2 separate regions of the Homo sapiens genome follow, and region 1 is linked to region 2. Evidence: read pairs that join two places in POLR2A ChIA-PET (ENCODE). Cell type or tissue: Panc1. All regions are shown on one strand. Links, peaks and the distances in the headings refer to the core of each region. The heading gives the core; the rest is flanking DNA.

What was found. Peaks named below come from ENCODE experiments on the same cell type or tissue, not always from the same donor. Only the 100,000 strongest peaks of a DNase experiment are listed, where the experiment ranks them.
Region 1: POLR2A ChIA-PET joins it to region 2 with 5 read pairs; 6 of 35 experiments call an interaction of 5 or more read pairs at or near these places.

The regions. Positions count from the first base shown.
Region 1 is chr2:46,730,051-46,745,884 of GRCh38, reverse strand. The region is part of intron 1 of SOCS5 (suppressor of cytokine signaling 5); the gene reads right to left. Among named protein-coding and RNA genes, the nearest start is that of SOCS5, 39 kb to the right of the region's middle. In Panc1, for the core only: no CTCF peak of the experiment used is centred there; a DNase peak (open chromatin) is centred at 8,134.
Region 2 is chr2:46,863,063-46,878,896 of GRCh38, reverse strand. It overlaps LOC124906004 (a long non-coding RNA gene), which reads right to left and starts at 15,363. Exons shown (of 2, transcript XR_007086310.1): 1 at 15,284-15,363; 2 at 3,577-4,054. RefSeq lists enhancers at 1-284, 4,998-5,497, 6,653-6,947 and a silencer at 6,653-6,947. In Panc1, for the core only: no CTCF peak of the experiment used is centred there; DNase peaks (open chromatin) are centred at 1,926 and 5,096; H3K27ac peaks cover 4,229 bases.

The DNA.
Region 1 (15,834 bases), core at 4,889-12,888, 140 kb after region 2:
TACAGAGACCCTTTCTTTAAAAATGGGAATTCTGACTGGCCGCTCTTCAATCCTTCTAAAGACCAAGACAAAGAAACTCTCAGGAAAAAATTAAATTTCAAATGGTTAAAAAGGTAAATAAACAATCGAAAGAGATTTGTGCAGAGTCTTTCATGGGAAATGTTAAAGAGGATAAACAACCCTCTGTCTCTAGCCAGCCCAGGTAGTCCTTCCTCTACAAGCAACTCAATTAGCTAACCTCAAAGATCTGTGATTTTTCTTTTAATATTAGAATTTTTAAAATAAGCACAGCATTCCACAAATGGAATCCAGTTATTTAAGGTCTAACATAGCACAACAGTTACAACTAATTCTGATCATACTCCTCTCCAATTAAATAAAAGAAAAATCCTAATGTATAATACTGAGTTATTTAAATAGTCTCATACTCCATAGCTAGACATGTTTTTGATCAGGTACAATTTTATGTTCAATTTAAACAATGTAAATGTAGTGTCAGCTACAAAAATATGTAATCAAAGAAATGCTATTCTTCCAACACAAACTTTCCCTTTCCTGTCTCCCCCTAAAAGAACTTCTACACAGTTTAAGGTATAGTCATTTCCCATAAACATGGCTTAAAATTGAGACTTCTTTTGCAGATAAAGAAAAGCAGGTTTAAACAGTCTCAAAGATGAACTGGTAGTTTAAAGCAGAATTCTCAATATTCTTTGATAAGGATGTAGTGCTACATTAATATCCCCAAAATTCTTAAGACATTCTCTGAAATCTGAAATGAATTAAGACTTACTATTAAACAGTTTGCATCATAATTGTTTGAAGCATAGTGGGTAAAAATCCTTTGTTATTGCTTGCAGGTCAATCCTGGAAATCCACTTAAATGGGATAATTCTACATCTTGTTATACAGATTTTCTAATTTTCACAATAAAATATAAAACTTTCCAGGGGCAATACTTAGATCTAGTATGGATGAACCATTCCACAACTATTTCCCAAGCACTAAATAGAAACCACAAATAGACATAAAATAAAATTGGGTCAAAAATCTCGATTACAGCCGGGCGCGGTGGCTCACGCATGTGAGCCCTGCACTTTGGGAGGCTGAGGTGGGCGGATCACCGGAGGTCAGGAGTTTGAAACCAGCCTGGCTAACATGGTAAAACCCCGTTTCTACTAAAAATACAAAAAATTAGCGGGCATGGGGGCATGCGCCTGTAATCCCAGCTACTCAGGAGGCTGAGGCAGGAGAATCACTTGAACCTGGGAGGCAGAGGTTGCAGTGAGCCAAGATAGTGCCATTGCACTCCAGCTTGGGCAACAAGAGCAAAACTCCATCTCAAGAAAAAAAAAAAAAGTCTTTATTATTTTGAAAGAACTAGTTTGGAAATATCTCACCACCCACACTGATTTTCTATGTTCTAACTGTAATCAAATTACTTCACCACAAAGATATATATGTGGTTTGTATTATTTTGGCTCCCTACACAAATACTTTACCAGAATTACAACTTAATGTTATGCTCTCAACTTCTTAAGAGTTTATCAAATAAGTGGTCTTATATTATTCCACGTTCTATAAAAATGGTATCAAAGGGCTGGGTGTGGTGGCTCATGCCTGTAATCCCAGAACTTTGGGAGGCCGAGGCAGGCGGATCACTTGAGGTCAAGAGTTCACAATCTGCCTGACCAACACGGTGAAACCCCATCTCTACTGAAAATACAAAAATTAGCCAGGTGTGGTGGTACATGCCTGTAATCCCAGCTACTAGGGAGGCTGAGGGAGGAGAATCGCTTGAACCCAGGAGGGGGAGGTTGCAGTGAGCTGAGATTGCGCCACTGCACTCTAGCCTGGTGGACAGAGTGAGATGCCTTCTCAAAAAAAAAAAGAAAGAAAATAGTATAAAAGACATCATCCCTGATATAAAGACCCACACAAAAAAATTCTTCTTTGACTTTACTGCCAAGGTTTCTCTTTAAAAAACTGATATGCTTCCTTTATGTAGAAAATGAGAAAAATATAACTCATTGTGTGTCTCCTTTTTTCCTATTACCAACAGAAAATACAAATGGAAGGCCTTTGTTTAAATTTCAGACATATTTGGAGATGCCCCCCAGTCCCTTGTATGACGCTTAATCAATTATCATTATACTAAATGTTCAAGTATACATATGTTTGCCAGAGGCATGTGAACCATACTGAGTAGGGGTTGGGTAAAATGAGGCTGAGACCTACTGGGCTGTATTCCTAAATGGTTAAGGCATTCTAAGTCACAGGATGAGATAGGAGGTCAGCACAAAATACAGGTCATAATGACCTTGCTGAGAAAACAGGCTGCATGACAGAAGCCAACCAAAACCCACCAAAACCAAGAAGGCCACAAGAGTGATCTCTGGTCATCCTCACTGTTACACTCCCACCAGTGCCATGACAGGTTACAAATGCCATGGCAATGTCAGGAAGTTACCCCATATGGTCTAAAAAGGGAGGCATGAATAATCCACCCCTTGTTTAGCATATCATTAAGAAATAACCATAAAAATGGGCAACCAGCAGCCCACGGGGCCGCTCTATGGAAGAGCCATTCTTTTATTCCTTTAACTTATTAATAAACTTGCTTTCACTTTACTCTATGGACTCACCCTGAATTCTTTCTTGCGCAAGACTCAAGAACTTTCTCTTGGGGGTCTGGATCGGGACCCCTTTCCTGTAACATGTTGAATATAATACATATATGCAGTGGAAGGAGGGAGGAAGTAGATGAAAAACTCATAAAAAGTTAACAGTCAAGTTTTCTGAAACTAAAAAACTATACTTTGGGGCCTAAAATTGAGTAATCTCAAATGTTCCCATAAGATGAATGGGTAAGAATTTCATCGGATTGTAAAAACATAAACCTTCCATTAAAAAAGTAGTAAACAGGCCAGGCGTGGAACCTCATGCCTGTAATCCCAGCACTTTGGGAGGCCAAGGTGGGCAGGTCACAAGGTCAGGAGTTCTAGACTAGCCTGGCCATCATGGTGAAACCCCGTCTCTACTAAAAATACAAAAATTAGCCAGGTATAGTGGTATGTGCCTGTAATGTGAGCTACTCGGGAGGCTGAGGCAGAAGGATCGCTTAAACCTGGGAGGCAGAGGATGCAGTGAGCCGAGATCGCGCCATTGCACTCCAGCCTGGGTGACAGAGCGAGACTCTGTCTCAAAAAAAAAGAAGTAGTAAACATAAAAAAACTTATGACTTCTCAAATAAAAGATGGGAAGGTGTACTTAAGCAAAATGCTGAAGCAATAAACCAAAAGGCAATGATCAAAAGACTAAATGACATAAAATTTAAGATTTCTGTATATCAAAAAATGTCATAAACAAAGGTAAATGATAAGCTGAATAAAACATTTTCAACATATGACATATGGAAACGACATGATACATGACAATGTTGTCATATGTTGAAAATTAATATATATATTTTATAAGAAAAAGATATGCCAGACACAGTGGTGTGCGTCTACAGACCAGCTACTAAGAAGGTGGGGGTGGGGGTGGGGGTATGGAGAGGATGCTTGCTTGAGCCCAGGACCTCAAAGTCCAGCCTAGGCAACAAAGCAAGACCTGTCTCTATTTAAAAAAGAAAAGAAGACAAAGAAAATGGTAAAACACAACAACTCAATTAAAAAACAGCAAAGGATATCTCTAGAATAATCACAAATCAGATGTATACTTGGCCAATAAAGGTCATTCTTGGAATTTGTCAAAGACATCCAAATTAAAATGTGATACAAATTTATCACTTATCAACCTGTCAAAGTTTGTTTTTATTTCTTTTACATTTTAATGGTACTATCTAGCATGGGTATTGAGAAAGTAGCATTGTCACACACTAATGTGAGAACATAGATCCACATGACGTTTCAGAAAGGAAATTGTATATTATGTACTAAAGCTTGAAAACTATGCACATCTTTCTATCTAAGGCTTCCCAATTAGAAATTTATTCCAAGAACATAATCAGATAAGGATGGAGATTTATATGCAGGAAATATTCATCATAGCATTAGTTATATTAGGAAAAAATTGGCAATAATCATATTGCTCAGTGAATAGAAGAATGGTTAAATAAATTCTGGTGCCTTTACATGCTGAAATAATAGACATAAAAAACCATGTTTCTGGGGCATTTAATATTCTGGTAATGTTCATGATATTAAATAAAAATGGTTATAAAATAGTACAACTAAACAGACCTCAACACACATCTATATCACAAACATTTTTTAAAAAATATAGTTAGGAAATATCACTGTGGTTATTTCTGGATAGTTTCTATTTATTGTAATTTCATTTTTTTTCTTTGTTGTACTTTCCAAAATATTAGATTCAATATTTTTAAAATGTTATTTAAAAAGGAAGTAGATCTTGGGGCCAGGTGCAGTGGCTCACGCCTGTAATCCCAACACTTTGGGATTTGTAAAAATACAAAAATTAGCCCGGCATGGTGGCGCACGCTTGTAATCCCAGCTACTTGGACATTGAGGTAAAAGAATCACTTGAACCTGGGAGGTGGAGGTTGCAGCGAGCTGAGATCGCACCACTGCACTCCAGCCTGAGTGGTAGAGCGAGACTCCGTTTCAAATAAATAAAAGAAAAAGGAAGTCGATCTTGAAAAAGATCAATCTAATTTCATATTATAAACTCAAAGATATATGCAAAATGCAGAAGAAATGAATAATGAAATATTTTAAAAACTTTTTAAAGATGAAGCAACGGTGAGGAAGGGAAGAGACACAAATAAATGGTGGGTTACAGGGGCAGAGAACACAATCAATGGAGAAAGGAATCGCAAATACAGGTCTCCACTCAAGCCAGCGTGACTTTCTCAAACAGTATTAGGAATTAGTGGTAAGTAATATCACTAATGAATTTCAACTCATTTATGAGTCTCTTCTGGTTGCAAGGTTCTGACATACTCAAATGTGGGTGTGTATGGCTGAGGAAGGATCCTGATTAATAAGCACGGATTTGATAAGGAAAACAGGTCAGAAGTCCAAGAACAAAATCAGTGACACAAGTGGGTCTGGGCCTCAAGGATACTGGGACTGAGAAGGGTCTGGTTCCAGAGCTTCCCTAGGAAGCAGCAAGAGGAGCAGTAGGCAGTGGCAGATCCTCATTCTAGAACTCTGGTTCTTACTGGGACCCAGCAACTCCCTGGGTATCAGCTTTAGATATGTGATTTACCTCCAGCCACCAGCTGGTATCTCTGCTTCTAGACTCTGTATTCTTCTTCTTCCTCACAGGTGCCACTTTCTCATACCTTTTGCTAATTCTTGATCTATCACAGGCCCCTCCTATCTCTCTCTTGATTTTTCAAATTCTGCTTCCAATACTTAACTGCCAATCTCTATTTCTTTTTGTGAGTTTTATGATACACATCATGTGTATCCTTACAGTAACCAGTACTCCACCTTGTCTATCTGGAGTACATCCAGACAGAAAATTAAAAGCAAAAGCTGTATTTCTTTAACCAAATATAGCCAATTGTAAGGCCTGTCAGAACCTGATTGGTTAAGCTCATTCCCATGTGGAGACAACTTTCTGTGCTTCCACCTGGTTGGGCAGTGGCCGACCAATCACTGGTGACTTTAATTTGGATACCCATGCCAGTCCAATCACCTATGGCCAGGTAAGGTAAGGTCATTCACGATTGAAAGCACAGCTACCTTAGTTTACTCCCTCAGTGAATGTTCTCCTTAGACATGATTGTAGGAATAGCAGGCACTGAAATTACTCAGTGACAAAATGTAATAACAAAAGGTCTTATCCAGTATTTCATAACTCATGTTCCCTAGAATTCTAGTATACCACATGATATTAACAAGTATTCTACAGATAAAGGCTTCCGTTTGAATACGTTAATACCTTAGTTCTCTGAGAGAGGAGATCCTCCTGGGCATTATTTCCTAAACTGGTCACAGCTGCGTTTTTCAATATTATAAAGTAGAGCAGAATAAATATCTTATAGTATATTGATACAATGGAATAGTATATGCACAATGGATTAGAGAAATAAAAATATACACACGAATACTGACATGTATACATATGTGTGTAGACATGTGTACAAAAGAGGCAAAACTAAACTATACCATTTAGGGATGCATATATAGATGGTAAAAGTTTAAAGAGAAAGAAAAAATGACGTTCACAAAAGTAAGAATATGGTTACTTCTGGGGGATGCGATGGGGTGGGGACAGATGGAGTATGACTGGGAAAGGGCACACAGCAGGCTTCTGGTTCACTGGCAATATTCTATTTCTTAATCTGGGTAGCAAATATGCTTTATAATTACTCATTAAACTGTATCTTTATAATGTATTTATTCTTTTATATATGGGTTACATTTTACTACAGAAAAGGAGAATAACCAAAAAGCAGCATACGCAAGACAGACAACAAAGAAAGCAGAAAGCAGTACTGTACTTGTACTTGGAGGCACTCGCAAAGTGCTACTAACAACCACCTCAGGTATCCTTCAGTGAAACTCCAATAATAGTTCACCCCTACACAAGACTATTATTTCTCTAATTATATTACCTTTCGAACTATCATTCCTGTAAGATATTACATCTTATGACAATTTACAATCCAATAACAATGGATATAGTCTTCTGCCAAGTTTTTTTTCTCTTTGACTCCATATGGTTATGTATGTTTTGCTATTAACAAAAAGAGCCATTCTGAGAGAGAAAGCCACAAATAAAATTTGGCACAGTCGACCCAATTAAATATTCTACCAAAGAAAAACATGAAGCATCCACTTTCTACTGGTACATTACTTCAAATGGTGTAAAAATTAAACGTGTTAAATAGTTCAATAATTTACAATATTTAAGAATATAATGCTCATTGATATGACATTATTCAGCCACAATGTTTATTCCAAGATGTTCCTTAAAGAATCTGCGTTCTTATCCTGGTTCTGCATCTTACTTACTGCTAGCAAAATGCAGCTTACTAGCTCTCTTATTTGACTGTATGGGAAAAAACTTCAGTTTCCTGGATGTGATTGATGAACTTCATCTATTTAACCAACCTAGTTCCTTCAAGTGAAATGATGCTAATGGGAAAAAAATTTTATTTGACTTAAAGATTTTTTAACACATACATAGAAGCTATGAGAACATATGTTCCTACCTTTACAGTTATAAACAAATATTCTCTAGGACCAATTTTCACCTCCTCAAATACAACTGGATGTGTATGGGAAACACACTTGGGTCCACACATTCAACACACACTCTTCAGTCCACTAACAGCCTAAAAGTCTGTCCCAATCTGGCTATTCTCCATCGGACCTCAAATTAACTATATCCAAAATTAACAATATGTCTCCCCAGGTTTGTACTTGAAATGTTATTTACCAGGATTGTACTTGATTTCTTGGGAAAATCTTAGAGTATCTTGCTCTTCCTCCACTTAATACCACCATATTTAATGTTACCTAGTTCAACAGTTTCTTTTTTCAAGATGTCCCTCCAGTGTACCTTTTCTGTCTACTTTCACTGCCAGTAACTTTGTCCAGATTTTTGTCTCATTCCTAGATTTCTACAACACCTTAGTCTCTCTCCTGTCTTCCTGGACTCATTATACTGCCAGATTCTGTTTCTTTTAGGAACATTCAACAGTTTGAGCATCTTGCGCCTCACATTCACTCATTACCACCCATAATCAGGCCCTGCTTTATCCAAACTAATTTCTCCTTACTCTGAAATACCTCCCTTAGTTGGCCCTCTACCATTCAATTCTAATTTTAACATCTACATCAAGTTCAAATGTCTCCCTGTTGATTTCTCTAAAAGGGTTTATAGTTAACACCACAATTTGTTCTCACCTTTTCAGATCATTTCAAGCATATCAATTTTATCTCTACAACTGTAAGATTCTAAAGATAAAAAATGGTCTTATATTGCTTCTTAAAACCCAAAGCACATAGGAGAGGGATGGAAATTTACATCCCAATTTTTTTTTTTTTTAGAAAGGACAGAAAGGTATCAGAGCCAAGGTACTATCTTCTATTCTGCTGCTTTGATCTTGGCTCAGGTAACTGATTATATCAACAACTGGTGTGTGAGTTGGCCAGTAAAGCATGACTCACCATTTTGCCAAACAATCAGCTTCAATGGGAAAGCGTCTGTGAAATTCTGTTTAAACCACTGATATGTATTCTATGTAAATGCATGAATTATCTGAAAGCTTGATCAGATAATTTTAGTAGAAGAATCTGATTGCTAATTTGGGCTATATGCCCACTAGAATACAGACCCCAAATCAGAATTTTCTAGGCATCAGGCAAATTATTAGCAACCAAGCATCCAAAAATAATTATTGTCACCAAACTAATAATAATCAGTTATCAGATTGCTATCTGATAATAAAAGTCACCCAGTAGGAATGGAGTTAATTTTTCTTACTTTACCCATTAATAATCTTTTTCTCTTCAATACCAGAAGAATTTTATAAAAGCAAAACCATCAAGCTACAGCTATAACATTTCTTCTCATTGTCCAGTCATGATAAAATCTCCATAGTTCAAAAGAATAGAAATTCACAGATTGTACTGTCCTGTGTCTCTCACCAAATAATTAAGAGACTCTTAAAATCTAGTCTTTTATTGTGAAAGGCCACTGTATTTCTCTAATTCCACTCTTGGATCTACTTTTAAGATTTAACACCTGGATAATGTTCTTCATAACTTTCTTAGTTTACATTTCAGAAGCTAAGATTGGGAGAGGTGATAAATTACTTGCTAGAAAAATAAGTTCTTAATATAGGTGAGTGTACTTTTCTTAAATTTCCTTTCAAGAAGCTATGTGAGTACAGGTTGAGCATCCCTAAATCCAAAAATCTGAAATTCAAAATGGTCCAAACTCTGAAACTTTTTGAGTGCCTACATAATGCTCAAAGGAAATGTTCACTGGAACATTTCGAATTTCCACATTAGGGATGCCCAACTAGTAAACATAATGCAAATATTAAAAAAAAAAAAATCTGAAATCCAAAACACTTCTGGTCCCAAGCATTTCAGGTAAGGGATACCAACCTGTATGTGGCTTGTGTTTGTGGGTAATAGGTGTTTAGGGGTAGCACAACAACCCAAGCGTCCATCAACATATGCATGGACAAACCAAATGTGCTACATACGTAATGGAATATTATTCAGCCTTAAATAGGAAGGATATTCTAACACATGCTACAACATGGATGTACCTTGAAGACATTGTGCTAAGTGGAATAAACCAGTCATAAAAGGGCAAATACTGATGATTCTTCTCATGAGGTTCCTAGAGTAATAAATTCATAGAGACAGACAGTAGAATGGTAGTTTCCAGGGGCTGCGGAGAGGAGGAAATGAGGTTAGTTTTTAATGAGTACAGAGTCTCAGTTGGGGAAGATGAAAAAGTTCTGCAGATAGATGGTGATGATGGTTGCACAAGAATGTGAATGTGCTTAATGCCACTGAACTATACACTTAAAAATGGTTAAAATGAGCCAGGTGTGGTGACTCACATCTGTCATCCCAGCACTTTGGGAGGCCAAGGCAGGAGGATCGCTTGGGCCCAGGAGTTCAAGGCCAGCCTGGGTAATATAGTGAGGCCTCACCTTTACAAAAAAAGTTAAAAATTAGCTGGGCATGGTGGCACACACCTACAATCCCAGCTACTTGGGAAGTCAAGGCAGGAGGACAAAATTGGGCCCAGAAAGTCGAGGCTGCAGTGAGCTATGATGGCACCACCGCACTTCAGCCTGAGCCAGAGAGAGAGACTGTCTCAAAAGAGGGAGGGAGAGAGGGGGAAAGAGAGGTACAGAAGGGGAGGGAAGGGAAGGGGAATGGGGGAGAGAGAGAAATGGTTAAAATGGCAAATTTTATGTTTTGTATATTTTACTACAATAATAAAGTATAACACAGAGAATCATATTACTTTTTAAATAACTCTATGTTCTGTGTGGTCAATTTTGAGGCATGCCCTCTACTATTGACTGTGTCTATTCTTTTCACATAATGGAGAAAATAGGAAAAAAATTAAGTATAAGAAAAGACATCAATGTCTACATAAGCAATTATCTTTGTACACATGGGTATTTAAATACTGCCATCTGCTTATGTCTGATATTTTTGCTGTACTCTTCCCAAATGTCTTTATCCATTCATTCAACAAGTATGAACATGGACTATGTGCTAAGCTTTATGTAAAGTGCTAGAGATAAAAAGATGAAAAACACAGTCTCTGTTAAGTCCAGAATCAAGCAGAGAAGGCAAATGACAATATAGCCTAAATGTGAAATAATTAGAGTGCTCTGGGAACACAAAGTGCAAAGCAACTACCTCTAGTTGGAGTAATGTGGCAGACTGCCAATTGTCCCCATACCTGTTCTCTTTTCTTCCATAATAATATAACCTTCCTTGTGGCCATGGACTAAGTTCTGGCCAATGAGATGCAACCAGATACATGGTGTGGGAGGCTTTAGGGAAGCTTTTTAAAGAAACAGCTGGTGTATGCCCTTTGTCTCTTTTTTCTTCCATACTGCTGCTTAAAACAAAGACACCTCAATTTTGAACCATAAGGACAAGGGTCAAATCTGAGAGCTTCCAAAGCCATGAGCTGAAAATTACTTCGTGGAGCAGAGCTGTCATTTTAGCCCTACACTGCAAACTCTGAACTTTGATAGGAAATAAATTCTCATTTTTAGGCCATCCTTATTTTGAAGTCTCTGTTACTTGCTACCGTACCCAACTAATCCTAACTAATGCAGGGGATCAGGAAAGGCTTCGCAGAAAAGGTGATCATGAGCTAGGTTTTAATGACTGAATAGCTATGTGCCAAGTGGAAAATGGAATTTCAGGCAGATACCGCAAAGGCATGGACTCCGGAAAGGGCCTGGCTCTCCAAAAGATGGAAAATGATTCAGATGGCTGATGTATGGGGCGGATGATGTCAAGTAAAAGACAAAGCAACCTGAAAAGTGGGGAAGAGAGAGACTCTCAAGCGTCTTCCATGCCATGTTTAAAAGGTGCTTTTATTCCTGGATGTGGTCTTATTCAATGACTAAGACTTCATTTCTCTGCATATGCTAGAAGAACCAAATGGCTCAGCTGGAAGACAATCAAAGCAGTATGGATTGGGTATGATGAGGACAGGGGTTCAGGAAAAAAAAAATCTTATTTCTGTAAGAGAAGGGTACATTATTATTTTAGTAAATATTGAGGACTAGAAGAAATATGACATGAAGAAAAGATTATGATTCTGAGAGTTAAGGGAGAAGAATATGGATAAATGTATACTTCGGTAATGGCTAGATTAAGTAAGGATTCAAATATCTGCCTATTAAAGTGAACTAAGGCCAATGAATTATTGTATAACTGTAACCATCTATCAATAATAAAATTCCTTTTTATTATATGCCTATACCTGTATGCAGGTTTCCTTTCACAAATGGCTGTCATAGGTTAGTAAGTGATAGCTGAACAGTACCAGAAACTTGGTATTTGATGATCTGACCCCTCTCAAAGGGTTATAAAGAAAAATCAGTGCTTTTAAAGGTTATTAAGAGCTTTAATTTTTATTCATACAAGTGGCATTCATTTTCTGCAATGACTGTATAATATTTTTGTAAATTTTAGTTTTCTAATTAAAAAAAACCACCAGTGTCCTATTAAGAAAATAAAAAACAGCACCAACTATTGCTCCACAGAAGTATCAGAGACAAATTACTGAAAGGGTATATGGCCTCTGTGAATCCATAATCCATTAATTATACTGTCCAAAGTGTCAAAGATCAGAAAATTCCAAGAAGTCCCACAACGTTTCCATTATTTCTTTCTAACTCTCCGTTAAGTACTACATTTCAGTCTTTTAATAAATAGTTACTGCATACTGATTACATCCTAAATGGAGTGTGGGACAGTTTATTAACTAGAAAACTGTAGGACATGGTTTTTATGTTTTAACCTGATATTCCTGCTTTCAATTACTCTTGGTGTGTCATTAGTATCTTCAACCAGATTATGAGTTTTCTCAGCACCTTACTCTGTAACAGGCACCAAAACACTTGCTAAGGAGCACTGTGGGAAAATACTGATTTTTTAAAGAGTGAGATACATGGCTTTCTTCATTTAGATGTTATTCAAATCATTCGTATCTATTTGTAACTTTTGCTTGAAAGAATGTTATAGCTTTTTTTAACCTTGAATTTTACTTGCTTATTATTTATTCATCCCTTACAATGGTTATTCCTTTTTTTTTTTTTTTCTTTTTTTTTTTTGAGACAGGGTCTCAGTTTCACTGTGTCACCTAGGCTGGTGCAATCCAGGATCACTGCAGCCTCGACCTCCTGGACTCATGTGATCCCCCCACTTCAGTTTCCCAAAGTGCTGGAATTACAGGCATGGGCCCCACACCCAACTAGTTATTCTTTATTATAAAATAATCTGGGACTGGCTGGGCATGGTGGCTCACGCCTATAATACCAACACTTTGGGAGGCTGAGATGGGTGGATCACCTGAGGCCAGGAGTTCAAGACCAGGATGGCTAACATGGTGAAACCCCATCTCTACTAAAAATATAAAACTTAGCTGGGCATAGTGGCATGCGCCTGTAATCCCAGCTACTCAGGATGCTGAGACAGGAGCATCACTTGAACCCGGGAGGCGGAGATGGCAGTGAGCTGAGATCGCGCCACTGCACTCCAGGCTGAGCAATAAAACGAGACTCTGCCTCAAAAAATAAATAAATAAAATAAAAATAATTTGGGCAAAAATAGGAATCTAGTATGTAAACAGGCCTTTGACCCACGTAATTATTTGCCAGTGGATACACATTAAGATGTTAAAATCTCTCCAATTATGATTCACCACACGATTTTTAAACATTGTAAGAATAAAGCTAACAGTGAAACCAGCTATTGTGAAAGTTGATTATAAATTCACCTAACTCATCACCATATAAAAGACTAACTCGCATGGCCCTGGCCCTTAATATCAAGAGATGAAATTACAGTGATAATGATTTCTAGGAACAAAGAAAGGACACAGTTGCCAGTGAGCATCTATAGCTTTTATAATATTCTCAAAGGGGTCAAGCCTATTAAAGATACACATTGGTTCTTCCTTACCTCCAGATTCTCAGAGCCCAGCTGGGCCTGCTTCAAACTATCTTCCATACTGTCTCCAGGAGTGTTACATAAATCAGCACTGGGAAATAGTTTCTGTTCAAAATTCTTCAGTGGTCTCTACCCCTTGAAGGATAAAATGTAAATTCTTTCAAGTGGCACATTGGGCCATGATGAATTTGGCTCCTGCCTAACCACTAAGTTTCATTAACAGTGTTTCTTTTTCTTTCCAAGTTCAAACTACATAGGAGTTTTCTGGAGACACCAGGCTTCCTTCTGCATGCTATTCCACAAGCTGCTGTTCCCTCTGCTTGGAATGCCCTCCCTCTACTTACACTATACCTAGCAAAAACATTACTACACTCATTCGGCAAGTCTCAGTTCACTCATCATCTTCCCTGTAAAGGCATCCAAGACTCCTCCAGGCTGACTGACAGCTCCTTCCAGTGGTGTGCTCTCGGAATGGAATAAAAGCCCTGATACAGTCAGTTCTACTATAATGTTTGTTTTGAAAACTACAATTTGTTTCAATGTGCTGGTTACACTAGGGCACAACATGAACACATGAATCCCATTTTCTTATGTGCCATTTAACACTAGATGAATGAAATAAAACTGCATCCAGCCACAGAGCCTGAACATAGGAATACACAACACATATACCTCAAACATCTCCTAGCTACCTCAGTACATCTCTTAAGTTACCAGCCACAGCCATCCACATCTGGTGTTAACTTTTCCTCAGATTTTAGGCAACTGTCCTTCCACCATTTCACAGTATCTCACAAGAGGCAACTTTTCCCATGACTACCTTCACATGCAAACTTCAGGTCTTTTTTAAGGTAAAGTGCCATATTTATTGTAGTTTTTATGTTTCTCTTATGTAAAACTGTTAAAATGGTGCTATCATTTTTATTAGGTTCCTATTTCTTTTAAAAATGTGTTACTGATGAAACTTTTATGGGTTGTGCCTCAATCTTATTTCTCCCTACACTTGGTGATTTTTAAGAATGTATACATCTCATTATAGCAGAACTGACTGGACGCAGTATTTTGCTGGTTTCTGTGGTATATGTACCAACAACAGTTCAGTTCTACTGGCCAAACCTGGCTCCAACATACCACATCCACAGTCCTTTGTACATATCTGTGTCATAAGAATCACATTTTTGCGTAAGTCCTTTCCTGTTTATTTCAATAGACAGTAAACTCCTTGAGGGCAGGGTCCTTGTCTTAGTATTAGTATTTTCTGGCTGTCATAACGAAAACACCATAAACAGGGTGGTTTATACACAAAAGAAATGTATTTCTCATAGTTCTGGAGGCTGAAAGTCTAAGATCATCACAGCACTGGCAGATTTGGTGTCTGGTGAGGACCTGCTTCCTGGTTCAGAGATGGCCATCTTCTCACTGTAACCTCACATGGTGGAAGGAGAACTCTCATCTTTTCAGCTCCGTACAAAGGCACGAATCCCATTCATGAGGGTATCATCCTCATAACTTAATCACCTCTCAAAGGCTCCACCTCCTTATATAATCACACTGGGGATTAGGTTTCAACATATGAATTTTGGGGGGAATACGAACATTCAGTCTACAGCAGCCCTTTCCACCTTAGTACTGATACTCCTTGAAGAGTATCCAGCAGATGGTACGCATCTTGCTAATGCAGACACAATGGAGTAATGGACTTAAAATCGAATATAAAAAGAATGGCTATAAAGCCTACTTCTACAATGGAGAATTAGTAACACCTGCTGTGCTCCAAACCCCCACCAACCTTATTAGTAAAAGGAGAGCTCGGACTTAAACACAAGTGTTTCTGACCCCAAAATGTAACACAAAAGAGACAATGGTCCATAATTAACCTTCATATCTGAATATACCTACTAATCCGATATCCTAGCCTACATATACTTCAAGGTAAATGAGAATTATAGACTGATTAATAAAGCAGACTCCGGAAATGTGATTGATAGATTTTTTCCCATCAATTAGCAAGTGTATATAAAATGTCTTCTAGGAATATGCAAATTAAATTTAGTTATACATTTAATATTTCATGGGAAAAAATTGTATGAAATAGGACCCATTCTCCAAATATGGGCCATTCAATCTTTTTGAGACAGAGTCTCACTCTGTCGCCCAGGCTGGACTGCAGTGGCACAATCTTGGCTCACTGCAACCTCCGCCTCCTGAGTTCAAGCGATTCGCCTGCCTCAGCCTCCAAAGTGGCTGGGATTACAGGCGCCCACCACCATGCCTGGCTAATTTTGTATTTTTAGTAGAGACGGGGTTTCACCATGTTGGCCAGGCTGGTCTCAAACTCCTGGCCTCAAGCAATCCGCCCGCCTCGGCCTCCCAAAGTGCCGGGATTACAGACGTGAGCCACCATGCCTGGCCAACCTAATCTTAATCTAAGCCAATCTCAAAAGTTTTACCCTGAAATCTAGGACAAACAGTATTAATATCCTGAAACTTAAAATACCGAGCATTACATGGCATAGTAGTTACCAGATGTGAAGTGATTTGTTGGCCAAAATCCGTATCTAAGATTGATTTCTTTACATATACAGTCATGTGCTGCATAATGATGTTTGGGTCAATGAGAGACGGCATATATGATGGTGGTCCTTTAAGATCATAACAGAGCTGAAAAACTCCTATTCTA
Region 2 (15,834 bases), core at 1,432-9,431:
CAGCCTGTAGCCCACCCAGCCCAGGCGGACACTGTGTGTGTGTGTGTGTGTGTGTGTGTGTGGTGTGGTGTGTGTGTATGCGTGTTTGTATGTGTGTGGTGTGTATGTATATGTGTGTGTATGTATGTGAATGTGTGTATGTGTGGTGTGTGTGTATCTGTGTGGTGTGTGTGGTATGTGTATGTGTGTGGTGTGTATGTGTTGTGGTGTGTGTGAGTGGTGAGTATATGTGTATGTGTGTGGTGTGTGTATTGTGTATGTGTGTGATGTGTGTGCATGTGTGTGTGGTGTGCGTGTATGTGTGAGTGTGTGTATGTCTGTATGTGTGGTGTATATGTGTATGGTGTGTGGTGTATGTGTGGTGTGTATGTGTGTGGTGTGTATGTATGGTGTGTGGTGTGTGTGGTGTATATGGTGTGTGGTATGTGTGTGGTATGTATGTATGGTGTGTGTATGTGTGTGTGGGTGTGGTGTTGGCACTGGCATGTGAATGTATGTGTGGTGTGTCTGTGTATGTGTGTGTGTGAGTGTGTGTATGTGTATGTGGTGTGTATGTATGTGGTGTGTATGTACGGTGTATAGTGTGTGGTGTGTATGGCGTGTATGTGTGTGTGTGGTGTTGGCAGAGGCATGTGAATGTATGTGTGGTGTGTCTGTGTATGTGTGTGTGTGTGTGGCATGTGTATGTGTGTGGTGTGTATGTGTGGTGTGTATGTGTGTGTGTGTATGTGTTTGTGGTGTGTATGTGTGATGTGTGTATGTGTGTGGTGTGTGGTGTGCGTGGACTGTGTGTGTGGTGTGTATGTGTGTATGTGTGTGGTGTGTGTATATGTGTGTGATGTGTATGTGTGTGTATGTGGTGTGTCTGTGTATGTGTGTGTGCATCTATGTGTGTATGTGTGTGGTGTATATGTGGTATGTGTGTGGTGTGTGTGGTGTATGTGTATGTGTGTGGTGTGTCTGGTATGTGTGTGGTGTGTATGCGTGTATGCGTGTGGTGTATGTGTGGTGTGTGTGTGGTGTGTGCGTAATGTATGTGGTGTGTGTGTGGTGTGTGCATGTGTGTGTGTGGTGTGTGTGTATGGGTATGTGGTGTGTGTGGTGTGTATGTGTGTGAGTGGGTGTGTGTGGAGTGGGTGTGTGTGAGTGCGTGTGTGTGGAGTGGGTGTGTGTGGGTGTGTGTGGTGTGGGTGTGTGGGCGTGGGTGTGGTGTGTGTGAGTGGGTGTGTGTGGTGGGTGTGTGGTGTGTATGTGTGTGAGTGGGTGTGTGTGTGGTGTGTATGTGTGTGAGTGGGTGTGTGTGGTGTGTGTGTGTGTGAGAGTTTGTGCACGCGCGTGTCTGGGGGACATCAGGAAACTCTCCAAGAGAATCTTTTCTCCAAGAGAATCTTGGCAATGGGTTTTTTTAAAATTTAAAAAACCCTCCATTTGTTTATTAAATAGGTAAAATATCGCCAAGGTAGAAAATACTGATAAGGAATCTTAAAATCTCTCTGATTCCACCATCTAGCAGTGCCTGGGCTAACACAGGGCACACTCTCCTCTAAGGCACTAGTGTGGCTACCGCGCGGGGACCTGGCTGGGTGGAGGAAGGAGTGAGGCTGGAAGACGGGAGTTGGGGCCAGATGGTTCTGTGTCATAGATGGAGAGACAGAAGCCACATGGAGAAAGAGCATGAACCTTGTCCTCAGACGAGGTCAGAGCCTAACTCTGGCCACTCCTTAGCTCTGTGACCTTGGACAAATTACTCAACTTCTCTAAGCGTTCACTCGCTCATCTGAATGAGAACAATCATGTCTACCTTGCAGGACTGAATGAGAGCAGACCTATCTTGTGCCTGACATGTGGTAGAATCTGTTCAATAGATGTCAGTCCCTCCCCAGGAAGTTTGGATTTTCTCCTGCGAAGCTATATTTTAAGCAGCAGAGGGCAATGTTTATTTCTTATGACGGATGAATTGACTCCTTTAAAAGCATTTGCAGGATCATAGAGGCCAGTGCTGGTGCAGGTGTGAGGGAATGTGCACTCTTATAGGCTCCTGGAGAGGGAGGCGTTTCACTGGTACAATCTTTTCTTGGTGGTTAGGTATTGTCAAATACATTTACAAGAGCCCGAGAGTTTCACTGGTACAGTCTTTTCTTGGTGGTTAGGTATTGTCAAATACATTTAGAAGAGCCCAAGAGTTTCACTGGTACAGTCTTTTCTTGGTGGTTAGGTATTGTCAAATACATTTAGAAGAGCCCAAGAATTTCACTGGTACAGTCTTTTCTTGGTGGTTAGGTATTGTCAAATACATTTAGAAGAGCCCGAGAGTTTCACTGGTACAGTCTTTTCTTGGTGGTTAGGTATTGCCAAATACATTTAGAAGAGCCCAAGAGTTTCACTGGTACAGTCTTTTCTTGGTGGTTAGGTATTGTCAAATACATTTAGAAGAGCCCGAGAGTTTCACTGGTACAGTCTTTTCTTGGTGGTTAGGTATTGTCAAATACATTTAGAAGAGCCCGAGAGTTTCACTGGTACAGTCTTTTCTTGGTGGTTAGGTATTGCCAAATACATTTAGAAGAGCCCAAGAGTTTCACTGGTACAGTCTTTTCTTGGTGGTTAGGTATTGTCAAATACATTTAGAAGAGCCCATTGGTTAGGACTGAGCCCCTGTGCTAGGATGGGACAGACCAAACCAAAATGGAGTCACTCGTGCTGAAGCTCCACCCCAGAAAGCCAAAAATAAGTTGTTTATCTGACCTTCCCAGAAATCAGGAGAGTGAAAGATAGTAGCCAGATTGCCAAACAAGCCTCTGTTTTAACCCTATAAGGAGAGTAACTTTAAAATGACCGAGATCCACTTTTTGTTCACTGTGTCTCCTTTCCTCAGCCCTTTTCTGTCTATAAAGCCAGTCTCCTCTGTTCAGCTGTTTTGAACACTCATTCCAGAAGAGGTGTTGCCAGATTCATGAATTGCAAATAAAAAACAATGAAGATCTTTAAACTAGATTTGATGTAATTTTATCTTTTTTTTTTTTTTTTTTTTTTTTTTGAGACAGTCTCACACTGTCACCCAGGCTGGAGTGCAGTAGCATGTTCTAGGCTCACTGCAACCTCTGCCTCCCCGGTTCAAGTGATTCTTGTGCTTCAGCCTCCTGAGTAGCTACGATTACAGGCTCACACCACGATGACTGGCTAATTTTTAGTGGAGATGGGTTTTCACCATGTTGTCCAAGCTTGTCTCAAACTCCTGGCCTCAAGCACTCTGCTCGCCTTGGCCTCACAAAGGGCTGGGATTACAGGCATGAGCCTCTGCACCTGGCCTAATTTTGTCTTTTGACAGTGTTATGCATCAGAAAACTTTTTAAAAAAATGTCTACCCTTTAGTCCAGCAATGCCACTGTAAATAACTTATCCAGTAGAGACGATCAGTCCAGACGCATTTACAACACTATTCATTCATAGCGTTGTTTCAACGCAAAAATGACAAATAAGATAAATATCCAACAACAGGGCACATGCATCCAGCTCTGACACAACCTTACCATGGAAACACAACTGGTCATAAATGTCAATGTACCAGTAACTAGTATGTACCAGTAATGTACAGCTAGGTTTATTAACATGAAAACTGTAAAATGTTATTGAATGAAAATAGGTCACAAAAGAAAGGATGTACAGTATGATTTCATATTTGTAAAAAGTTGTATGTACCCGCGTTGTATAAAAATTTTTGGAAGGTTTCCAAGGCCCTCATCCCTGGTTTAAGAGACACCCTCGATTCTTTAAACTAAAGAATGCCAGCCATAGAGGACTTTGGTCACTGGTAGCCAAACATGTCACAAGCAATTCAGAAACTAGCCCCTCTGCCTGCAGCATTCGAGTTCCCCAGAAGGCATCCCGGCCGCAACATCACTGGAGTAGAAAGCAGATGCCTTCCTGCCTCAGTTTATCCAGGATAGGGTCGGGAAAGCATGTGAAGGAGACCAGCTATTCTTTACCTCATAAACCGAGGGGAATTCAGGCTTCCACAGAGACAGGAGAGACCAAGATTAAGCCTGGCTCTTTCCTCCTAAAAAGAAGAGAAAGAGACAAGGTCAAAACTGGCCGTAGGACACAGCTGTTTGGATTCATCAGTCCCCAGGCATTTATGAGCACCATTATGTGCGATGCATTTTGCTAAGTGTAGAAAGGTCACAGAGCCAGAGTTCTTGTCCTTAGGGAGCTCATTCTAGGGGGAAACAAAAATAACCTTGACGTGACTGGTAAGAAAAGAGGGAGGTGACCCAGAGGGGGAAGAGGTGCCCTCCGTGGGGAAATAGAGGAAGGCCTCACTGAGGAGGTAACCCCTGAGCTGATCTTGAAGGATGCAGACAGGACGGGGGATGGATGTTAAAACGGGACAAATGGCATGGACAGAGGAAGAGGCTGCCCGCTCAGTTTCTCTGGGTGTCTGGGCATCTAGACATTCATTCTGTCTCACAGCAGCACTTTTCTGCTTCCAGCTCGCAGAGTGGGGAAAACAGCCACCCAGAGCCCTCCATTTACATGGCTTCCAGCCAGCGCAGTTGGTCCAAGGCTGGAATTGTAGTCCCAATTCCAATTTTCCATGTCTAATGCCCACTCCTGGCCTTGTAAATTGTGGCCAGGTGAGGTAGACACTGTATGGACAAGATCCAGAAGTCTCTGTGGCTCTAACCAAGAGGGCTGGTGGGTGGAGGGCATTTCCCAGGGAAAAAGAGTGGAGTGGGGTGCTGAGTGGACAGCCCCTAAATCTCCATGCAACCTCAAAGGGATGATTCCAACCAGAAACTGATGCCTATACAGCCCATGTGCCCTGTTATCTTTGACACACAAGCTTCTGATTGAAGGACAGTAATTATTACCCCAAATGTGTTAGGAAATAGTAATCTCCCAGATATAGGCTGTCCCATGTGCACTTTGGGCTGCAGGCCCAAGCACATGTGTGTATGTACACACACATATACACACACATACGTGCATACACATGTGCACGCACCAGTCCACACACCCAGAGCAAGAGGAGGAACTCAACTCCTCCTGCAGTCTGCCTGCATCTGCGAAGGATCACCAGCACAAACAATGCAGGGTGACTCATCGCCTGTGACTAACAGGCCTGCGGCTCCTCAGGTCCTCATGGCAAATGTCTCATCATTGTCCTTTTAAACCTTCAATGATGGGGGTCTCCCTAACCTGGCCTCCACCTCCAACCCAGAGGAGCCTGGAGGGAGAGAGCTCATTCAGTTAGGAGGGGAGGGGAGAGCTTAGAGGAATTCACCAGATCTGTGCAATGGGGTGGTGGTGGGGGTGTTACTTTATGAGATGATTTACTGAACATGTGCTGCAACACAGCACTCTTCACTGGAAATTCAGAACAGGGGATAATTTCCCCACAATCTATTTCCTGGCATCTTTTCAGAAATCCATGGATGGTGCAAAGTAAGATTGGAGTGTTGAGGGGGAGGAATGTCTCAGGGGGAGCAGAAACTGCCAGTTTAAAAGCGATCATCAGCTGGATGCGGTAGCTCACGCCTGTAATCCCAGCACTTTGTAGTCCCAAAACCATTGCCCTGCCAGTGGTTTTGGTGAGCATGTCCACCAGGAGATGGGCCTGTCCAGGGTCCCAGTTGTGGAGCTGGGAAAGCAACTATTTATTCAACAAAGGACGAACAGGAAGACCAATGTAACTGAGGATGAGAAGGAGGAATGGGAGACAGATTCAAATGATCCATGAAAGCCATCCTAGAGGCCTGCTATAGTTGGGATGTGATTTGTGCTCACCAAATCTTATGTTGAAATTTGATCCCCCATGTGGTGTTGGGAGGTAGGGCCTAGTGGGAGATGTTTGGGTCTTGAGGATAGAGCTCTCAAGAATGGCTTGGTGCTGTTCCCAAGGCAATAAGTGAGTTCTCACTCTGATGAGAGCAGATTAGTTCCTGGAAGAGTGGGCTATTACAAAACCAGGATCCCCCTCAGGCTTTGCCTTTTCAGATATGTCCACCTCCCCTTTGACCTTCCACCATGTTGTGATGCAGCACAAAATCCCTTACAAGGAGCTGAGCAAATGCTAGATGCTAGCCCCATGCTTATTGAACTTCCCAGCCTGCAGAACCAAGAGCCAAATAAACCTCTTTTCCTTGTAAATTATCCAGCTTCAGGTATTCCTTTATAGTAACACTAAACAGCCTGTGAATGCTTAGGAGTGAGAACTCCAGGAGAAAGACTACTTCCTACCAGTCTTAGCAGGTTAGGATCAAAAGCTTTTCTAATTTGAATGAAAATTAGGAGAAAATATGAACTTCTTCTGAACTTCAAGCTTGTCAAGGGAGATCCTGGTTGCTCACGTAATGCATCACATAGGACAGGCCAGGTTATGCTAAGTCACAAACAGCTTTAGAAAATCTTACTGATTCAAAACAACAAAGGTTTCTTTTTTGCTCACAATGACATGTTCATCACAGATCTTCAGGTGCTCAGCCTGTCCTAGTCAGCCAGAGGGCCAAGCAGCTATTATGTGGCACTTGGACAATTGTCATGGAAAAGAGTATGCTGACTTTAAAAGTTTCCACCTGGAAGCAACACTCATCCTTTCCGCTCATGTGGCAAGTCACATGGCGCGGCCTAACTTCAAGTGGGCAGGGAGTAACCCCTTTCAAGAGCCCAGAGGAGGGAGGGCTGGAGTATTTGTGAACAGCCCTAATAACTTGCGTGCTTAACCAGAGCACATGGCGTGCAGCAGATTCCTGGTACAGACTCTATTGACCTCAGGAATTCCGAGAAGGGAGACAGCATCATGGCTAGATTCAGGGAAATCTTCCTGGAGGAGGTGAAGTCTGAGGTTAACTTTGAAGGACAGTGCAGCTTTAGACCTATTAGATAAGGAAGATGGGCCAGAGGGAACAGCCTGAGACAGTAGATTTGGAAGGAGACCAGGTCTGGAGGCCATAGTAGTTCCTTACTTACATCTTCTCCCAACCGTGGTCTCTTTCAGGCTCCAGGACTCATGCTGGGAGGGCAGAAGGAAAAGACTGGGCTGAGGCCAAGCAGAGATGAAAGTTGTTTTCGAGTATTAACCTGATCAGGAAAGGAGAGTTGGTGGAGACCCCTCAACATCCTCGGCCGCAGGCCCATCACACCCATACTCATCTCCGGAGGAGTTCCAGTTCAGAGAGGAGGTCTAGCCAGACTGGCAGCTGTGCTGTTCTGTCCCTCACTGACTTTTTCCTCCAGCAGATGGGCCCCAGGGCCCCACTGTCAGGCCATCCCCAGAACGAAATAAAAGCATTTTTATGAGAGAAAGAGACAGAGGGGGAAATGAGTGCTAGGTTTCTCTGCTAGTCACTCACCCAGAAAAAGCACCAACTGGGGGTCTTAATATAGTCCTATGGACTGAGTACTGAAGATAGAAGGAAAGACAAGGCCTTGCTTGGGGATGTCCTGGTGTGGAGGAGATGTGGTCCTTCCCTTTGAGATATCCTCAGGCAATGCCTTCAGGGTATTCTCGGTCTTAAAGGGAAGATAGAACTTCTCTGCATCCTGTTTCTCATCCTTCATAGCAATTAATTGAAATTGGCAACAGGAACCCAAGATGGTCTGGGAGCAGGTGTTAGGAGGACTTCACACTCCTCCCAACTGGGGCCACTCACAAGAGAAGCCTTAGACTTGGTCTATCTAACTGCCGGGTTATTGCAAGGAATAAATGAGCTCTTTGATAAGAGAGTGCTAAACAACAAAAACAACATTAGTAATAGATCATTCAAAAGCCAGGGCCTGCAGGTTGGACGGCTTGATGTCAAGGCCCTGAGGATGGTTAAGGACTAGACTCCCCACTTTCCCTACAAGTGGCCGCCCAGTACTGCCCTGGTGATGGGTAGTCTTCCGTGGGGCCAGCTCCTGGGGGATAAAAGAGGAGCCACAGGGCAGAGGGGAGGAATAAAAGAATGGAGTGGGATGGCTGAGGTGGGCAGGATGAGGATGGGTAGGAAGCGCAGGAACTGGAAGAGAATAGGGCAAAGCGCCTCCTGGGGTTGAGAATGGGAGAGGGCCCAACAGTTGGTTCTAGGGTGGGTAGGAGATGAATCACAGTTCTGGGATGAGGGGGTAGAAGTCTGGTATATTGACCAGGGGGAGGACTTGTGGCAGGAGATGGAAATTGCGGTGAGCTGTGTGAGTTTCAGATACACAGGGACAGCCAAAGGCAAGAGTGAAGACGGTCACAGCCTGGAGCAGAAGGCTGGCCTTCCCCAGGCTCAGATTCTGATGCCCCCACCCCTCTGCCTCTGAGTCAGGCTCACAAGCCCCGTGGGAAGCTGTGGATGCTTCTGAGGCACCAGAGGGGCTGGGTACTGCTGAGGAGGGGAAGGTGGGGCTGGGAAGCAGGCAGGGGCTTAGAGCAGGAACAGAGATGGGCTCCAGGGACTGGGCAGTGAGCTCCATGGTCTCTCTGTGGACCAATATCAGGGCCAGGTTTTCACCCTTCCTAGAGCTACGTGTCCAGGAGCAAAGAGCTGCTTGGATCTTCCTCGGAGCGGTGCATGTGCTAAGAGGAGGAATAGAATGGCTTCTGCCATCAAAACTGTCCCCCTTCCTTCTCTCATCCAGTCAGCACTGGATGCACCTTGGGCGGAGGAGTTCAGTGATGCTCACCTGGGATCCAGCCAGGAGAGGGCGTGGTCTTCACCCCTGCATGGACCCCTAGGTGGCCAAAGATCAGGACTCTAGTGCTCAGACTTCAAAAGTGAGCACAAAGGCATATAATAATAATGATAATAATAATAATAGCAACACATTCTTATCTTGTGCTTGGCACTGCTCAAAGGACTTTGCAGCTGGAATCCCACCACAACCCTGCTATTGCCACCTATGTTTTATAGATGGGGAACTGGGCACAGAGAGGTGAAGGAATTTGCCCCAGGTCCCAGGGCAGGAAGGGGAGCAGCTGGATTCCAACCCAGACAGCCCAGCTTGTGGGCCTGTGCTCCAACTGGACATGGACTGATCTGCTGGAGGGTTTCCGTTACAGCCAGCAAGTCCTTCACTCAGAAGATACTGCCAAACTCGGGGCTGGGCGCTGCTGGGGCTCTGGGATCAGTGCCCTGGAGTCCTGGGCTTAGGAGTTGGGGGAGGCCAGCCAGGCAAAGGGGCCCTGGGGGTCTGAGGCAGGCAGGTCAGCTGAGCAGGGCTTCAGGGTGCAGAGGGAGGGGCAAGATATGGGCACAGGCATGGAGTAGGGGCAAGGAAAGAGTAGGAGGGAAGAAGGGAGGGGGACTCTCCAGACAGCAGATGAGTGAATTGGGAGAGCTGAGGGTGAGGGTTAAAACGACAGCAAATGCAGGCCTCATCTGGTCTATAAACAAATAAAATTGGAGCCACAGTGGGGCACAAACAATGTCCTGGAGACAGAACAAGTCGCCACATGCCCTGAGTGAGGCTGGAAGAGGGTGGGCTTCGGAGCTGCTCCTGGCAGACGCCTTGCTGGGCCACAGTGTCAGAGACTCAGAACATGTGCTAAGTTCCAAAGAAGAAGAAAATCCCCTAGCCCATGGGCTGCCTGGAGTTGGGGACGCTGGAAGGGGGAGAGAAGGACCTCCTCAAACTCGGGCAGGCTCTGACCTTCAGTGAGGACTCAGGAGTCTGCAGGGACACTGTCCAGGAGGCACACAGGGAGCTTGGCCTAGGAGGCCAGAAACGGGGGGTTCAGGTCTGGCCCTGCTCCTGCCTGTGAGGGACCTTGGGTAGTTCACAGCCTCTCTAAGCCTCATTGGTGACATGGGCACATGGACTATAACTATTGCTATTATCAGAATTACTCTCATCAGTAGAGAGCCTTCCGGGGAGCCCTGCTCAGGCATCTGGGCTCCTTCTGGCCTCTGTGGGCAGGACCACCCCTGACACCCCTGACACCCCTGTCTACAGCAGGGCTTCTCAACCTTGGCACTGGTGACATTTTGGGCTGGAGGCTTCTTTGTTTTGAGGGCTGTCCTGTGCATTTCAGGAAGCAGAATCCCCAGCTTCTACCCATTAGATGCCAGTAGCACCCCATCATGAAAACCAAAATCCTCTCAAGACTTTGTCAAAGGTGCCCCCTGTTGAGAGCCATGGGTCTAAAGGGAAGATAGGTGAAGATGAGCCACAGGACAGATGAGCCAAGGGGCTGCACTGGCAGATCCTGGGGTGGGTCCCTTCATCTCTCCCAGGTCCTCAGTTTCCTGCTTCTTATTATGGGAAACAGAACTCTGGGCCTCCAAGACAGAAGGAGAGATGCTGTTTGGAACCTGGAAGCTGTTTTAGGTCGGGTTGGGTGGGCTGAGGGACCACTAACTATCCCATCAGGAGAGCGCTAGGAAGGAGGCGTGTGGTCAGGGACACCTGTGTGCTTTGCTCCCACGTGCCGCTCCGCCTCATTCCTGGTGCTCCTCTTGTCTTCATTTCAGTTCAGACCCTTGCAGTTTTCCTCTGTACTATGCTGTTTCGTAACGACGTGCCTTTGCACATTCTATTTCCTCTGCCTAGAGAAGTTTACGTGCCTTGTCAATCTGTCGAACTCTTATTCATTCTTCAAAATCCAACCTAGGAACCATCTCCTCTATGAAACCATCCCTGACCTCCCTGATGGAGTGAATTTTTCCCTTCATGGACCTTGTCTCTTGCCCTTCTCTCTCGAACTCCTGGCCTCGAGCAATCCTCCCGCCTCAGCATCTCAAAGTGCTGGGATTACAGGCATGAGCCATCATGCCCAGCCCTGCGCTTCTCTCAGTAAGGTTTCATTGCCTGTCTATTCTACTAGACTCAGAATTCCTGGAGGGAAGTTCCTCGAGTTCAGTGACACTCAGCACAGAGCCAGGCATGCTGATCGGCCCAGTCAGTATTTGTCGAGTTGAACATAATTCAGAGGCAGAGGGAGATTCAGCCCATTAGGAAGGCCGACGCCTCTGCCAAGGTAGGCTCTGACTCGCTGCGGGAGGAAGACTGCCCTTTCTCACCACAGGGACTTGTAGGACACCCCAATCTAAACTAATGTAGGAACCACAACAAGCTGTTCATGGGGCACCAGCTGGTCCCAAAAGTGGAATTCTAGAACCTTAAAATTGCAAGGGGGCTCTGAGGGCCAACCTTCTTTACAGGCAAGGAATCTGAGTCCCAAAGAAGTGACAGGCCCTGCCCTAGCACACCTAGGTAGTTAGTGACTCAACCGGAACAAGAATGTAGGTCCCTGCAATCCCAGCTTGGGGCTTAGGCTGCCTCAGAAAGCAAGCTGGGCCAGGAGCAGTGGCTCACACGTGTAATCCCAGCACTTCGGGAGGCCAGCGCAGGTGGATCACCTGAGGTCAGGAATTCGAGACCAGCCTGGCCAACATGGCGAAACTCCATCTCTACTAAAAATACAAAAATTAGCTGGGCATGGTGGCGGACACCTGTAATTCCAGCTACTTGGGAGGCTGAGGCAGGAGAATCTCTGGAACCCAGGAGGCGGAGGTTGCAGTAAGCCAAGATCGCTCCATTGCACTCCAGCCTGGGCGACAAGAGCCAAACTCCGTCTCAAAAAAAAAAAAAAAAGCTGACCCCTCCAAGGTGTAGCCCTGAGTCTGAGGAGCTACGAGGTAGGAATCAGCCTCACACATCTGCACAGTGGGAACAGCAGCACCTGCTTCCGAAGGAGTCGGTAAATGTCATGAGGCACAACGACAGCACACAGTAGGTCTTCACTAAGGTGAGGTCCCCCCGCCACCCCCACTTCCTGCTCCTCCCAAGAAGGTGCCAGCACTGAGAGCCATTGTACAGTTCAGAATCAGGAAGTTTGTCACAGGCGAGGAGCCAGGTTTTACAACAGGAACTGCTGTTTCCTGAGAACGCGGTGTTCCCAGAGGTCAGCCCTCCCCACCTCTCTCTCCTCAGATCCCATTCAGCCCCACTCCATCCCCACACAGAGTCACCCATTACTGTATGTTCAATGTGTGCTCTCAAATTTGCAGCCCCAGCCACAACCTCCCTCCCGAGGACCCGGCCCACATTCCCCCCGGCCAGCTGGACTTTGGCCTTGGCTATCACATCCTCACCCTAAAGACCGAAGGCCTGAAACCAGGCTCTGGTCTGCTATGGGACACATGGGTGGTTTGTCAGGAGCTGCTTCTAGCCCTTCCCTGCCACCCTGGGATCACTAGACTTGTCTACAGAACATGAAAGGATTGGATCTGAGTCTAGGTGCTTTGCTAGCTCCATGGGGCACAAGACATAGCTGTCTCTCCTGCTCTGTGCTCCTCCTCCCCATAATCTGCCCTCCAACCTCCAGCTTCTTATCTTTCTTGGACTTGTCACCCTTACAAAATTAAATGCTTTTAGGGTCAGTGGCCACATGCCAGGGAAGTGGGTCTTTCAACTGCACACTCCCAAGGGCCAAAGACACAACCTTTTCATCTCCAAAGGCTCAAGGACACCACTCACCCTCCTGTTTCTTTCTTTCTTTCTTTTCTTTTAAAATTTCTTTTCTTTTTTCAGTAGCTGCCACTGTCCACTCCAGGTGTCATGGTGATATGGAGATGGCTTTAGATGCATATTCCATCAGACGACCCAGAAGTACTCAAATCTTTCCTAACCCCTCAATCCATTACAAAAAACGTAAAGCAAAGTAATAGGATACCTTGTTGCCAGCTGGGGCTTTGACCCCCTGCGCCAACCTAGGAAGCAATGCTGTGGCCACCTTTCTCCTCAGCTTGTCAGGCCCCATAGCCTTGCGCCAAAGAACCTCTTTCTCCTATGGCCACACCTGAGTCTTAGGTGAGCAAAGGCCAGCACTAAGAAGCAGCAGGTGCCTCGATGTGTGGGCCTTCGTGGCCCAGGTGGCCTGCCAGGAAAAAGACTCAGGTTCACGCTGTCTGAACGGGAGTGGGCTTGCAGCAGGGGAAGAAGAAGGTGCGAGAAAGACATGTCTCGGGCTACTTGGAAACAGGTGGGGGAGGAACATCAACAGAGAAGCACCTGCTGTAAGGGAGAGCAGCCCCTGGGCTTTTCCTCCCTGCACTCTGCAAAGTGGATGAGGGCTGGGGAGCCAGCCCCAGGCTCAGCACTGCCCTGGCAGAGCAGGAAAGGGGCCACGCCCATGTGCACTGGGGTTTTTAAACAGGCACGGTGACCCCACCCACTAGTGCAGTGACCCAGTGGATATCTGAATTGGCCCAGGAAGACAGTGAGAAGGTACAGAGAGACATTTTTTCCTGCAGAAGGCCACAGCAGCACTCCCTGCCCTAATGGGCCTGGCTTGCTTCCACGTGGTGACTTTGAAGGCTATTCTCCTTTAACAGGTTCCCCCAAATCTTGATGGAGAATCAGGTAGCAGACAACATACGTCACAGATGCAGGAGGTTGGGAGGGTTCTGCAGACCCCAGCTTGTTTCCTTAGAGAAGGCCCAGGATGCCTGGTGACCTCTGGAATCCTGGCATTGTGTCCTACTTGGTGATGCCCCCTTCCCACACCTCAGAGTATTCCTGATTCCCACAAATTCCTCAAAAAAAATGACTCACATAAAATGAATTTGCAAGCAGTTGGCATAGTGAAAAAGGGTGGGCTCTTGACTCAGATCTGGGTTGCAATTTCCACTTTCCTGATACCTAGCAGTGAGACCCTGGACAGGTTCCTAGCTCCCGCAGCCTGCGTTTGCTCATCCCAGGGGATGGGGATGTTATCTTCCTGGTGATTGTGAGGATCACTGTGGAGACAACCTGTAGAGTGTCCAGGTTGCTCTGTGAGATGCTCCATAAGTGGTAATGAGCAGTTACTCCAGATTTAAAAAGGAACTCAGATAGTAGTAATAAAAACCAACATAGGGAGAGTACGCATTTTATGCCAGACACTAAACTAAGGACTTAAATTGAATCTTATTTAACACTCAAAATAGCTCTATGGGGTAGATACTATCTATTATGAACTGAGTGTTTCTGTTCCTGAAAATTCATGTTGAAACCCTAACCCCCAATGTGATGGTATTGGGAGGTGGGGCCTTTGGGAGGTGATTGAGTCATGAAGGTGGAGCCCTTGTGAATGGGGTTAGTGCCCTTATAAAAGGAGGCCAGAGATCTAGCTAGTTCTTTTTCCACTGTGTGAGGACACAGAGAAGTTGGCAGTCTGCAACCTGGAAGAGGCCCTCATCAGAACCTGCCCATGCATGAAACACCCCGATCTTGAACTTCTACCCTCCAGAACTGTGAGAAATAAATGCTTGTTGTGTAAACCACCCAGTCGATGGTACTCTGTGATAGCAACCTGAAATACGATTTCCATGTTACAAAAGGAATTTGGGACACAGAGAGGTAAAGAACTGGTTCAAGAGCAGAGTGAAGACTTGAACCCAGAAATACTGACTCCAGAGTGGCCATTTTAGGAAGAGGTAGCAAGAAGGGGCAGAAATGAAGTTGGAGAACTAATCAAACATGGCCCACAAGTTTGTCTGTTCTTAAGGATGGGATCCCCACTGAAACATATGGTAAAGATCTCATTTGGGAGGAAGCTCTGGGCAGGTAGCCCACCCCTATCCCCCGTGTTTGCAGACCTTGCTTTCTGAGCCATCCCAGGTGGGTTTTGGGTGGAGGGAGTAGTCTCTCCTGTCTTTTGGGGTCTCTGTTGAAATAGATCATTAACCTCTCACCCAACTCTGATATATCCCAGGCAGCTCAGACCCAGCTAGTGTGGGAGGGGGTGGGGGCAGAGCCTGGCATCCCTCAGAATGTGGAGGGAAAGGTCTTCAGTAGCACACATGCTGGGAGTTTGAGCCAGCAGCTGTGATGGCAGCATTGCTGACTTGCAAAAGACATCTGTTGGCATGCAGGCATTGTGAAGGAAAGCTTGTAATTGCAGCTATAGATCAAATGCGGACAGAGGAAAAACTGTCAACCTCCTTGGAGTTATTTTGTAGAGAAGAGCAGAAAAATGCAGCTGTGATGTGATAGCTGGGCTGGCTGGATGTTGGCAGAGGAGGGATTCCTGGGGCCATGGTGGAGGAGGGGTCCCCTACCTCAGAAAGCATTGCTGTGCCCTTCACTTTCAGGGTGACAAAACAGCCGGACTCCCAGAGGAAGAGGCCCCTCCACCATGGGGACTGTCATGGGAGCAGCTGTGAACTAAGCCCAGTTTATCTTTAGCATCCTTGTTCTCTTTCTGGATTTGAGTTCTGGTTCTGCCACTTATAGCTCTGTGCCCTTTGGCAAGTCACTTAAAGAAAATAACTCTATGTATTGAGTTCCCGCTATCTGTTAGCTCCTGGGGTTGGTCTTCTCAGCTGGAGTTTACCTTCTTCCTCACCAACAGAGACTGATTTTATTCGGGCTTCCGCCTTCTCCCAGCCAGCCTCGGGCTTTAGCCCAGCTGCGGCCATCTGTAGCCCCTGAAGGTGGATCCCGATTGGTTCAAGCCAATGAGAGCCGTTCCACTTCTCTTACCTGTGATTGGCTTAGGCATGGGCTTGTGACCCAATCCTGGCCAGTGAGATTCAAGAAGAAGTCTATAAGGGGTACTTTGGGAAGGTTTCTCATTTCATTCTCCCGAGACGCTCTGGATATTGTGCATGGAACCACTATAGGCATCCAGCTGCCAGCCTGAAGCTGACAGCAGCACTGAGGATAGCATCTGGGTCCTTGATGATGCCATTGAGCTGCTAAATTAACCTTTTCTGGAGCTAGCCTACCTTGCGGTTTCTTGTTATAGGAGATAATAAATTTCTTATTGGTTAAGCCCCTTTGAGTTGGGTTTTCTGTTAATGGCAGTTAAAAACATCCCTACTGCTTCTTGCCTCACTGAAAAAGGGGTAGGAAAAGTATGTTCTCTCTCCCACACTAGACGAT